Linked DNA regions of Homo sapiens: region 2 is linked to region 1. A link is a loop called in an ENCODE intact Hi-C map of the cell type or tissue named here. Cell type or tissue: heart right ventricle. All regions are shown on one strand. Links, peaks and the distances in the headings refer to the core of each region. The heading gives the core; the rest is flanking DNA.

Region 1 (5,000 bases), core at 1-5,000:
ACTCGCCTTTATTTATACTTCCAAGTCCTGACTGGACTCAACTGTCACTTCCTTTGGAACATTTTCTCTGCCTCCCCAAAGCTGAGGCATAGCACACTGTATGATGCTATTTTATGGTATGCCTCTTCTGCAATACTGTTGGAAACTTGAGAGCAGGGACTGTATCTTTCTTGCTTGGAATTTTATCCAAGCAGAGATAGATGGGCCTAGTACGAGTGGTTGGCACACAGATGGCACTCAAGAAGCATTTACTGATAAAATGAATGCAAGAAAGAAAAATGACTGAAGAATGATTATGACATAAGCTCTGTCCTCAGTCAATTTCCAGTCTAGTGGAGAGGCAGACATAAAAAAAGAGTCACCAAACTTGTGTGAAGTACGATATCCAAGGTCTGTTCCGTGCTGTGGAGCACTGAGGATGAACTGTGCTGGGATTCCACTTCTGCCTTATGTTCATCTTAACTGACTTTGCAAGATAAAAATGTGTGGGGCTATGGGTATATATGGAAGATACTCAGGGTATAACCTTTCTTAGGCCAATTCTCTTGCACGTGTCCCCCTATCCCCAGCACTCCCAGTGGATGACATCTCAGGATTTTGCAATTCCAAACCATTTCTTTGAATTCAGTGAAACTAGAGTCTGAGACAGAAAACACAAGTGTTGGCAGCAGAGAAAGGAAAGAGAGAGGAGCCCCACAGTATTCTCCTTACTCAACACATTCCAGCCTCCCTGCTTTTTTTGCTTTCCTTCACACATGTTCAATTCATTCCCACTCCAGGGCCTTTGCACTTGCTGTCCTTTCTGTCATTTGGGACTCACCACGAACATCCCTTCCTCAGGAGGGCCTCTCTCCTGCTCACAAAGCCAGCCCTTCACACCCAGTCTGTCATTCCATTTTTGCTCCCTGATATCACTTTGCTTTCTTTTGTAACATTTCTTGTTACCTGAAATCAATATTACTTGTTGTGATTGCTGTTTCTTAGGATCTTCCCAACTGAATGTAAGTTCTATGAGGGCAGGTGTTGCTAGACAAAGCTAGAGGCACTCAGTGAGGAAAGCAGACAGGTATCAGACAGTAAAGGAGACGTGCACACTCCAAAGGGAGGGCAGGCTAATGGGGCTAAGAAAAGTGACACTGACTCCCAAGCAGTTCAAGGAAAAACTAATAACATAAACTCTTATTGCACACGACCTGTGATAAGCTCATGCACTACTTTGTTGAAGTTTCCTTGTTGGAACACAGAAGCATTCTGTGAATGTGGGTAAAAATTGGGATAATAACAGTTCCTGTCCCATGGTGACTGAGTTAATTCATGCAAAGTGGTTAGAACAGTGCTTGGCATATAAAAAACATCAATAAACTTTGCCTATCATCATTGTCACCATCATTATTTACAGAGAGATATGACAGATAGATAATACTCATCTATAAGAATTATATGCATTGCTGTGCACTGTATTTGCTTTTTCTTTTTGAAATGATTCTTAGAATTCCTACAGTGTACAAAGTTAAACATGTGCCACCTATTTTGAACTTAATGTAGTACAAAAACAGTTTTATAAGACTTGTTTGTCAGTTTTTATATAATCGAAGAATTTTAATGTGTTTGTAACAGACACATTTATGATTGCTTTGATCAAGAATTTAAAAGCTTCAAGCCATATAAACATGGAGAAAATGTAAGGGCTCTGAGAAGCTAGAAGAAATAATGATATCAGTGGAGAGAACAAATAGGCTAAAAGTCTCAATGACAACTTTATAAGGGTGAATATGGATATAGAATATTGAACAAGGCAAATAGAAGAATTAGAGATGTGAGAAGCGAGACATTCGCACAGAACAAGTCAAAGCACCACATACAGTCATCACTTCTCTGCAATCAACGCGGGACATGCCTGTTACAAAGGCAAGAACAGCAGGCAAACTGTTGCAAATAAGAACGAGAATTAAACATGTTAATAAATATGATGTTGTTTTATCAATAACTTTAAAAATCTGCTAGAATACTGTATGTTACTCCAAGTTCAGCTAGTTCTTTATTTTTATAAAAACCTCTTTTTATTTACCTCCTTTTTTTGTTTGCATATTGGAAGCCTGGTAAATAGAACTGGAAACCTACCTCGCCCAGGGTACCATTTGCCTTCTTTCTCCATCAGCCCCAATGACCCACAAATACTTTTTCTATCCATGGCAAAAGAGCAGAGGGGTTGTTTTTGAGATTTTAGCAGCCCATGCAATGTTCTCTACAGCCCCTAGGTGTCACTATTGCAAAACTAACAGAAGCCTGAACCGTCAAAAAGAAAAAGTACATTTAATATGAAACACTTTCAATAACTATGCAAAAGGCAGACATCATTTAATACAGAAGCTACAAACAATTTAGTATCTCTAATTGAATTTTTAATTTCCTTTTAAACTCAAAGGCTCACCCCAAGAAGAAGAAAAATATCATTTTTTAGCCAGAAAAAAAATCTCAGAACTGTTCTTTCTCCTAACATTTACACTGAGGGACTCAGCTGAAGCTCACGATACTAAAAGTTTGTGGTATAATTTGTTTTATAATCAAGATTGGTTTGATAGTACAAAAGCTTTCAGAGTAAAAATGTAAGACAGTAAATGAGAGCTGGCTGGAAGGAAAAATGTAGCTATGTTAGTTTGATATTCAACCAAAAGCTATAATCTTATTAAACATATTTAAACATGGTTTTCATTTAGATTTGGCAGCTTGATTAATGGGGATGTATTAAATAATACCTGGCTGCTAGGAGCATATTTAGGAATCAGTGCCACATAAAACATACGACATGTACAATTCAGTTTCATTATTATTTAAGGTTCTCTGTTCTCTTGGCTGTGGGCACACACATATTAAAAATTAAGTACACGCACTCAATGTATGCGCTGCGCTTTTAAAGGGCTTTCTCTTTAAGCAGAAAGATGAAATGGAAAACGAACTCAACTCTGGTGAAAGGTAATGGATTCATCCCTTTGGGGACAGCTGTCCTGTTTATCAAAAGAAAGGGGAGAGGTGGGTCAGAAGCAAGAAAAAAAAATTCCCAAGTGGTCAGCAAAGAGAGACGCCCAACTTCAGAGGGGAGCTGAAATCAGTTTCTACACCCAGGCTTCCTTCTTTGTCACAGTTGAGAGGTCGAATGAATGGTATGTTTAACCATGAGGCCATGGGGGAATTGAGATGCTGATTCCCAGAGCATTATAGAAACACTTTGGTAATGGGGGTGTGGGGGTTGGAGGGGAGTGTGAAGAAGCATCTGTAGTTTTTCTGGGCATAATGCTAGGTACTGACCAAGGGGTGGGAACTGCGGGGTGGGCATGGTTCTGACTAGCTGGGAAGATAGAAAAGTATGAAGTAAAGGACCAAGTATCATAATAGAGTTCTACTCAGTGTTTTTGATGAGAAAAAAATGATACATATGACATGCAGAACCTTATCAATAAATTATCTTTCTCCCCTTTCAAATGACATGAGGTTCCCTAATAATCTTTGGGCTGGAACAAGACATCTCAGAGAGGCCAAAATGTCATATATCACATTACATTTCTAAACAACCCAATGGGACAGGGAAAAGTACTATTAATATTTTAACTTTGGAAACTATGTTTAAATCCAGAAAAAATACAGAAAGCATCTCATCAATCAGAAGGAAAAAAAAGACATGCTTTTTTGATAAAAGTATTATTATCTCTATGTACAGATTACAGAACTGAGGCTCAGAGAGTTCAATCACGTTACCCAAGATCACATATTTAGTAAGTTTCAGAGGTAGGACTGGAACCCAAGCTTGTCTTATTTGAAAACCCACTTTTAAAATCTTCAACTCTCATTGCTTCTCTGATTGACTGAAGCCTTGGGCAGAAGAAACAAAGAAAATAGGGGGTGATGTGGAGGGGCACAGCATGCAATTCTGTTTACCTCTTGTGTCACCTACTTGCAAAAGACTGGAAGAAGAGAGTCTGATTTCTTCTCAAATACTGCTTCCCATTGCTGCTATCGTCCACAACTGAGCTATCTATTTCCCCCACTGGAAAGAAGTCACAAAAATGTTAAGCACGCCAAAGTCTTCACAGCGACGATGGTTATAATCAGCAGATCACAGAGAACAAGCTATGTTGCATTAAGAATACAACCAAGAAGGAAGGAAATTCTGATACGTGCTACAGCATGGATAAACCTTGAGAACATTATGCTAAATGCAATTAGCCAGTCAACAAAAGACAAATGCTGTATGATTCCACTTATATGAGGTATCTAAAGAGTAGTTAAATTCACAGAGACAGAAAGTAGAATGGTGGTTGCTAGGGGTTGGGGGAGGGGGCAATGCAGAGTTATTGTTTAACGGGTAAAGTTTCAGTTTTGCAAGATGAAAAGAGTTCCGGAGATGGATGGTGGTGATGGTTGCACAATAATGTGAATGAACTTAATACCACCAAACCGTACACTTAAAAATGGTTAAGATGATAAATTTTATGTTATGTGTATTACAAACAAACAAAAGAATACAACCAGGACCACCTCCTCCAATGGTGATTTACAATTATGTACAATGTTCTCTTGCCTGGCACAATATGAAGCATGACCTTCAACATTTTCAAATTTTTTGAAGTAAAGGTATTTTTGTGGTATTTCCTCGCCACTTTTCTGGAAAGCAGTACATCTGGAGGTAAAGGGTTTTTTTTTTTCATGTAATTTTACATTTGCGTGTTTCATATGGATGCTTGTCCTGGTTTGATCAGCAACGAGCTCTCTGGCCATGCACAAAGCACTTCCCGTTTCTGGGTCTCAACTTCCTCATCTGTAAAAAGAGGGTTTGTGTGGGATGATCTCTAAGGGCCCTTCCAGTTCTCAGTTCAGATTCCTATTTTTCCAAATGCTAATAGTGTCTACACTCTTAGGTACACATTGCTTACTATTAACACTCATCAGATCCTTTTTGCGAGCCACTCGTCATTTCAGAAATACCTGCACTTGCTGCACTTTTC
Region 2 (5,655 bases), core at 245-5,244, 380 kb after region 1:
ATACTAATAAACATTGAGCTACATGGTGGGTGAACAGCACAGATATGGCCTCAGACATGGCATTTCCACTCTTGAGAGAGAGTCAGGATTTAAATACATAATTATTTAGGCAAAGTTGTGATGAGTGCTGTAAGGGCAAGTACAGGGTGGTAGGAGAACTTAGAATCTGGAGGCAATGGAGATGAGTTTCTTCTCAGTGAATTTCAATCAACAAGAACAGAAGCCAAGGTACTGAAAAGGAACCTTGTCCTCCTAGTCAGTCATTCATTCAACAATTACCTACTAAGTACCTCTTACACGCAAGCACTGTGAAAAGTGCTTATGTCCCCTTTACTCCTCACTATGACTCTAGAAGGTGAGGCTATTTACATCTCTGTTTTACAGGTGGTCAAGGTGAGATTCCAAGAGATAAGTAACTTTTTGCTTAATGCTAGCTAGGTCTACTCATAAATTCAAACAGTAAATGTACATTATTATAATGATACACACTACACTGATTAAGAAGCAAGTCTATGAGAAGTTAAGGAATTTAATCAGCTTCATTCAGGGGCAGCCTGGACCTAAAGTCCCATATTTGTGCAATCCCAAGTTTCATGCTCTTTCCTTTGTTTCTTAAAAGCTTTCTGTATAGGTTTGGAGAAGAGGCAAATATATTGCAGCTTTGTCATGAAGTGACTGGGAATTGGGAAGGAACCCCGAGGAGACAAGATCAGCAATTAGTTAGACAATCTGTTTTCCTTACAGACCCCTTGTGAGTTACAAGGAAATCTGACCAGAGAACATTCAGGAATTCCTTGGCCTTCATGGCTGCTCTAAGTCCCTTTGGTCAGATTAGCCCACATGACATGGAATCTCATAGAGGCTTTTATTTTCCAGATTGGCTTTGAAAGAATAAGAACAAGCCCCCAACACAACTGAGCAGGTGGATGCCCTACAACTCTCCAGGTGAGCTCAAGGCAGTTTTACCACCCAGAGTCTAATTTCAACCTGGGCAACCTTCTGCATCCTTCAACTTCAGAAAGAAAATGTTTCCCTAGCCAAGTCAAACATGGAGATTCTGAAAGAAAATCAACCAGCAGATGTTCAGTTACTGCTTCCTAGATATTTACTCCAGTAAAAAACAAATAAAACAATAAAAACTTCATTAAAAGTAATTGCTTCTGTCTTAATCACAATGATTTCCCAACAGAATTGTCCCCCTTTTGGCTCTGTGGCTCATGAGCAGGTGAAAAATAAAATGGAGAAGCTGCAGAAGTAACATTTGCTCCGTTCATAGGAGCTTCATCAGACCTCCACTGGTGTGTAACCTCAACTTCTCTCCCTTGCTTACATTCCCCTTGGGGACCTCCATATGACCATTAGCACCAGTTTTCAAATCATTCATTCCTTCATTCATTCAACAGTGATACCTTTTCTTCAAGCCATTATTTGAAGAAAACAAAACAGATAAAAACAGAGCTGCTCTGAAGCAAAGATCGCCCTTGCCCCACCCTCCAGCCCTTCCCCCCAGCAGTCCCTCTGCTAGGCCCTCTCTCAGGACAACTGAAAACCACCAGCTTTGAGCTGTGATATACCCCAGGGCCTCAGCACGGGATCTCACACCCTCCACAGGCTCCCTCTGCCTGCCATCCAGCCCCGCCTAATACAGTCCTGCTCATTCTCACTCCAGGCTACAGACATCCTCAAACTCCTCATAAGCTCTCAATTGCCCCCAGCTGCTAAAGGCTGCCCCAATCCTTTGCTCATCCCTTCCTAATTCTCTCCTTTCCTTGTCTGCCTGGTGACCACTGAATTATATTTTAAGACCCAGGTCAGCCATCAATTCTCCTTGGAAAAGGCTTCCTTCCCTTTCTCCCCTTGCATACATACAAAGGATGCCAACATGGTATCTTCTCCCTGCTTTCTTTTAAAACTTACCACTCTGGAATCACAATTTTATTTTTCTTTCCATGTCTGTCTTCCTAACTGAATCTGAAAAAAATGAACTTATTGATTTCTGTATCCCAAGCTCCTTGCACAGTGTCTGGCACATAATAGGTTTTCAGTAAATGTTTACTGAATGAACAACTGAATCAATGAATTAACAGAAACAAGGATGAACAGGTCCATGCCTGTTTTATTCATTTTACAACCACATTTTATTCATTCTACGGCACTCATTTTTCCATATTTAGCTTCTCTAAAACCAGTGAGAACCTTACAATCAATGGTATGTTACAATTAATTGGTATCATTTCCTTTCTTACTTCATGGTAATAATAAATAATGGTGCATCTTGCAATCAGTGACATCTGAGACTCAGAAGAAATGCAGAAGACAGTAACACCAGGAAGCCTGCTGAGGATACACTGATTGACAAAATAGGGGCAATGCCTTCGCTGAGTTTCCTCAATTTTATTAGCTGCAAACAGGAAGAAGATTGAAGCTAGCCACTCTACCTTCCCTCTACCAACCTCTCACAGCTGCTTACTTTACTTGGAATCCCCTCTCTGGGCTTCCCACTGTCTCTACTGCAAAGGCCCCCGGGGTGCTGCTCCTTAACACTGATCCTAGCATGCTAACAACTCTTTGCCCTTGGCAAGACTTTTGCAAGACTACTATAAACGCTTAGGAAGAAACAAAGAAATAAATAGGAAATGAAAAATCTATTCAATACCCTGGCTTACACAGACCTGGCCAGCCAGCATCCAGACTTGTCTCTACTCCAGCCAGCCCCGATGACAAGACAGATTCCCCATGGGGCTGGCCCACGTGCTCAGGCTTGGGTTCCTCACTTTTGACTCCCTCTCTGATGAAGAGAGTAATATGATAAAATACATCATCTTACCACCCTACCCACATTCTGATTCCTTTCCAGTAAAACCCAAAGAGGCAGATTTCCACTCTACAGTTAGCCCTGGGCTTGCTCCAGTTCTGGTTTCTGGCAGGAGCCCACCCTTCACATGGAGAATGGAGCGGTATGATTACAGTTAATTCCAGCTGCCGCCTGTGTCACAGCTGTAAGCCCAGTGCCTGGCATACAGCAGGAGCTCAGTAAGTCCTTGTAACTCAGTGAATGGATGTCTTTAAAATTCATCACTGGGGAAATAAAAAAAGGTACCATGTTTACCACATATCTGATATTCTGCTAAGCAGCTTGATTACAATGCCTGACCACAATTCTTGAAGACAATAACTATGATCACTCCCATTTTACTGATGAGGAAAATAAGTCCTAGATAGGTAAAGTAACTTGCTCCAGTATGCCATATTACTAGGCAGTAATACAATTGACAGTAATCCATTCCCTCCGGTTCCATCAGCCCTAACCTTTCTCAGGATGCTCCACTGCCTCCTGCTATTCCTCTATTTACTAAATGCCCATTTGTCAAGGACTCTGCTGGGGGCCTCTGCCTGCTGTGCCTAAGGTTGGCTGACTCAGAACCCAGGCTGTTCATCTTCAGAGACTGACCCTTCCACAACACCAGGTGGCCTGCTTCTAGCAAAATATGGATTTCTATAACTTATTACCAGGGCACCATGCAGCAAAGAGTCAAACCATCCCAGCGTCATTCACACACATCACCCAGTTCATGTTTTTCTATGAAATAGATCCTACTTGCATATTTCAGGTTCACCACTTTTCCCATTATTATAGTTTTAACTGATCTCTGTGATTATTTCCATACCTGGAACCTGAAAGCAGGGATGTTCAAGCCCTTGGGCAGCTTCCCTGAAATTCGACCTGTGAGCTCCAGCAAAGGACTTTCTGCATCATAGGTCCCCTGCTCTTCCCCCTCTATGCCCTTTGTTCCTGGGTCATGAATATGATCTGCTGCGTCCTAGACTCCTAATCTTATGCAACCAGTACCCCTTGGCCTCAAAAAGTAAAGTAACTGTAAAGTGGAAAGCATTATTCCTTTTTCTAGTTTGTAAAGTAAACAAGGATAAGGATCATCATCGTGTCACTTATTCCCACACAATGTTAATCTCATTCACAGAAACCCAATCAGTTTGGTAAACCTATCACCACTTTATTATACCTCAGAAGGGTGGAGTAATTTGCCCAAAGTGCCACAAACAGCAAATGGCATCAGGATTTGAACCACAGTCTCTTGCGGCAAGTTTAGGGCTCCTTCCACAACATCCAGCTAAAACTGAAAGCCAAACCCTTTGATTACTTCTTCAATAAGAACAACAAATGCAGCAAGAAATATCTATTGAGCTCTGAGCTGCAGATCACCATGTGACTCCATGATTTCATTTAATCCTTATAGCAACCCTGTGAGGTAGGCAGTATGAGCCCCATTTCCCAGCTAAGGAAAGTGAGGTTCTCAGACAGGAAGCTGTTTAAAGTTGCATGGTACAGAAGCACAGGGGCTGGGGTTTGAGGCTAAGTCAGTGTGACTCCAAAGACCGCATTATGAATGGTGAGAGTCGGAACTGGGGTTTCATTTCATTCTTCTTAGGCAAAGATAAATACTCTAAAAAGAAAACAGCTGTTAGGGATATGGGGAGGGTGGTCAGGCGGAAAGAAATGAGGGCACGGACTGTGGACGGCCAAGAGAAAGAAAAATAACAGAAATTCAAGCTGTGCTGCGTACAAGTCCTGGGACATACCTAACTTCTCAGTCTACAAGACATTTCAAAGCACAGAAACAGCCTCCTGTCCAAGTCCTCAGCATGGACTGGACTGACTTTTAGCCCCTATTTATGATCAAAAGACTGTTCTGTATAAATATTTATACAGTTCATTAAATAATAGCCTGTATAAATATTGTTAGAAATGTGCCACAGGAAACCACAGACTTTGTGGCTGATTCTTCAACAAATGTGCAAACTGCTCAAATGCAGTGTGAAAAAAGGAAAAGGGGACCTGGAAATAGAGGGCTGTCCTTTGCAAACGGGTTTTAGCAATCCTAAGAAGGGGGTACAAGCTACAAATACTGAGCTAAAAACCGATAATGTGGGGATTGTTCTTTTATACTTTTCCCCTTCTTTCCCTCTGAAGCATCTCAGAGCATTAAGATTGCTGCCTATGATGACAATCTCCCAGAAGCGGATGAGCTTACCCTATTTCTTAAGGCGCCACTCCTCCAGGATTTATTTGGTGACAGTGCACAGAAGCAGTGTCCCAGAAATCTGGGAAGGAATTCAGTATCCTCTTTCAACTTTGATCTTTGGACTTTGCTGGGAGTTGATGTACACAAGTCCTGTGCAATTTATTTAGTTAGTTATACTGCAATCAGGGATTTGCTAAGATTGGGAAGAAAAAAGATGAACAATGAGTTAAGCTTGCCCACCTCAGTCTTAATAGAAATGACTGAATACCACTTTCAACAATTTTTACATGCTCTAAGATGGTGGAAAAATTTGAAATGAGAAGGAAAGAGCTGATTTGGCAATAATAGTTGTTTCTCTATGGGCTCTACCAACAATAAATAGGAAGAAAAGACCAGCTTGCTAACCAAAACTTTACCTCTAAACATGAAAATTTCTTAAGGCCTCCTCTTCAGTTCTTTTTCGCCTTTCCCTCCAAGGGGAGACAGTTCTAAAAGTTTTAAGGTTGCCAAGACTGGCTCAAAAGAAACCCAAACACTTCCATGGTTCCCCAAACTTTTAGAGTCTGTAGCAATGGCACAACACATTTTTCATCTAGACATACCTGTGGCTTGG

The links. Hi-C counts contacts between places; a loop is a spot of excess contacts. Peaks named below come from ENCODE experiments on the same cell type or tissue, not always from the same donor. Only the 100,000 strongest peaks of a DNase experiment are listed, where the experiment ranks them.
Region 2: a loop joins it to region 1, with 2.5 times the contacts of the local background. A loop is called at or near these places in 8 of 110 quality-filtered maps.

Annotation. Positions count from the first base shown.
Region 1 is chr1:59,696,690-59,701,689 of GRCh38, reverse strand. The region is part of intron 14 of FGGY (FGGY carbohydrate kinase domain containing); the gene reads right to left. Among named protein-coding and RNA genes, the nearest start is that of MIR4711, 34 kb to the left of the region's middle. In heart right ventricle, for the core only: CTCF peaks have their summits at 2,043 and 2,253 (motif pointing right); no DNase peak of the experiment used is centred there; H3K27ac peaks cover 936 bases.
Region 2 is chr1:59,315,726-59,321,380 of GRCh38, reverse strand. All of the region lies in intron 1 of FGGY (FGGY carbohydrate kinase domain containing), which reads right to left. Among named protein-coding and RNA genes, the nearest start is that of FGGY, 21 kb to the right of the region's middle. In heart right ventricle, for the core only: no CTCF peak of the experiment used is centred there; a DNase peak (open chromatin) is centred at 2,711; H3K4me3 peaks cover 738 bases; H3K27ac peaks cover 1,372 bases.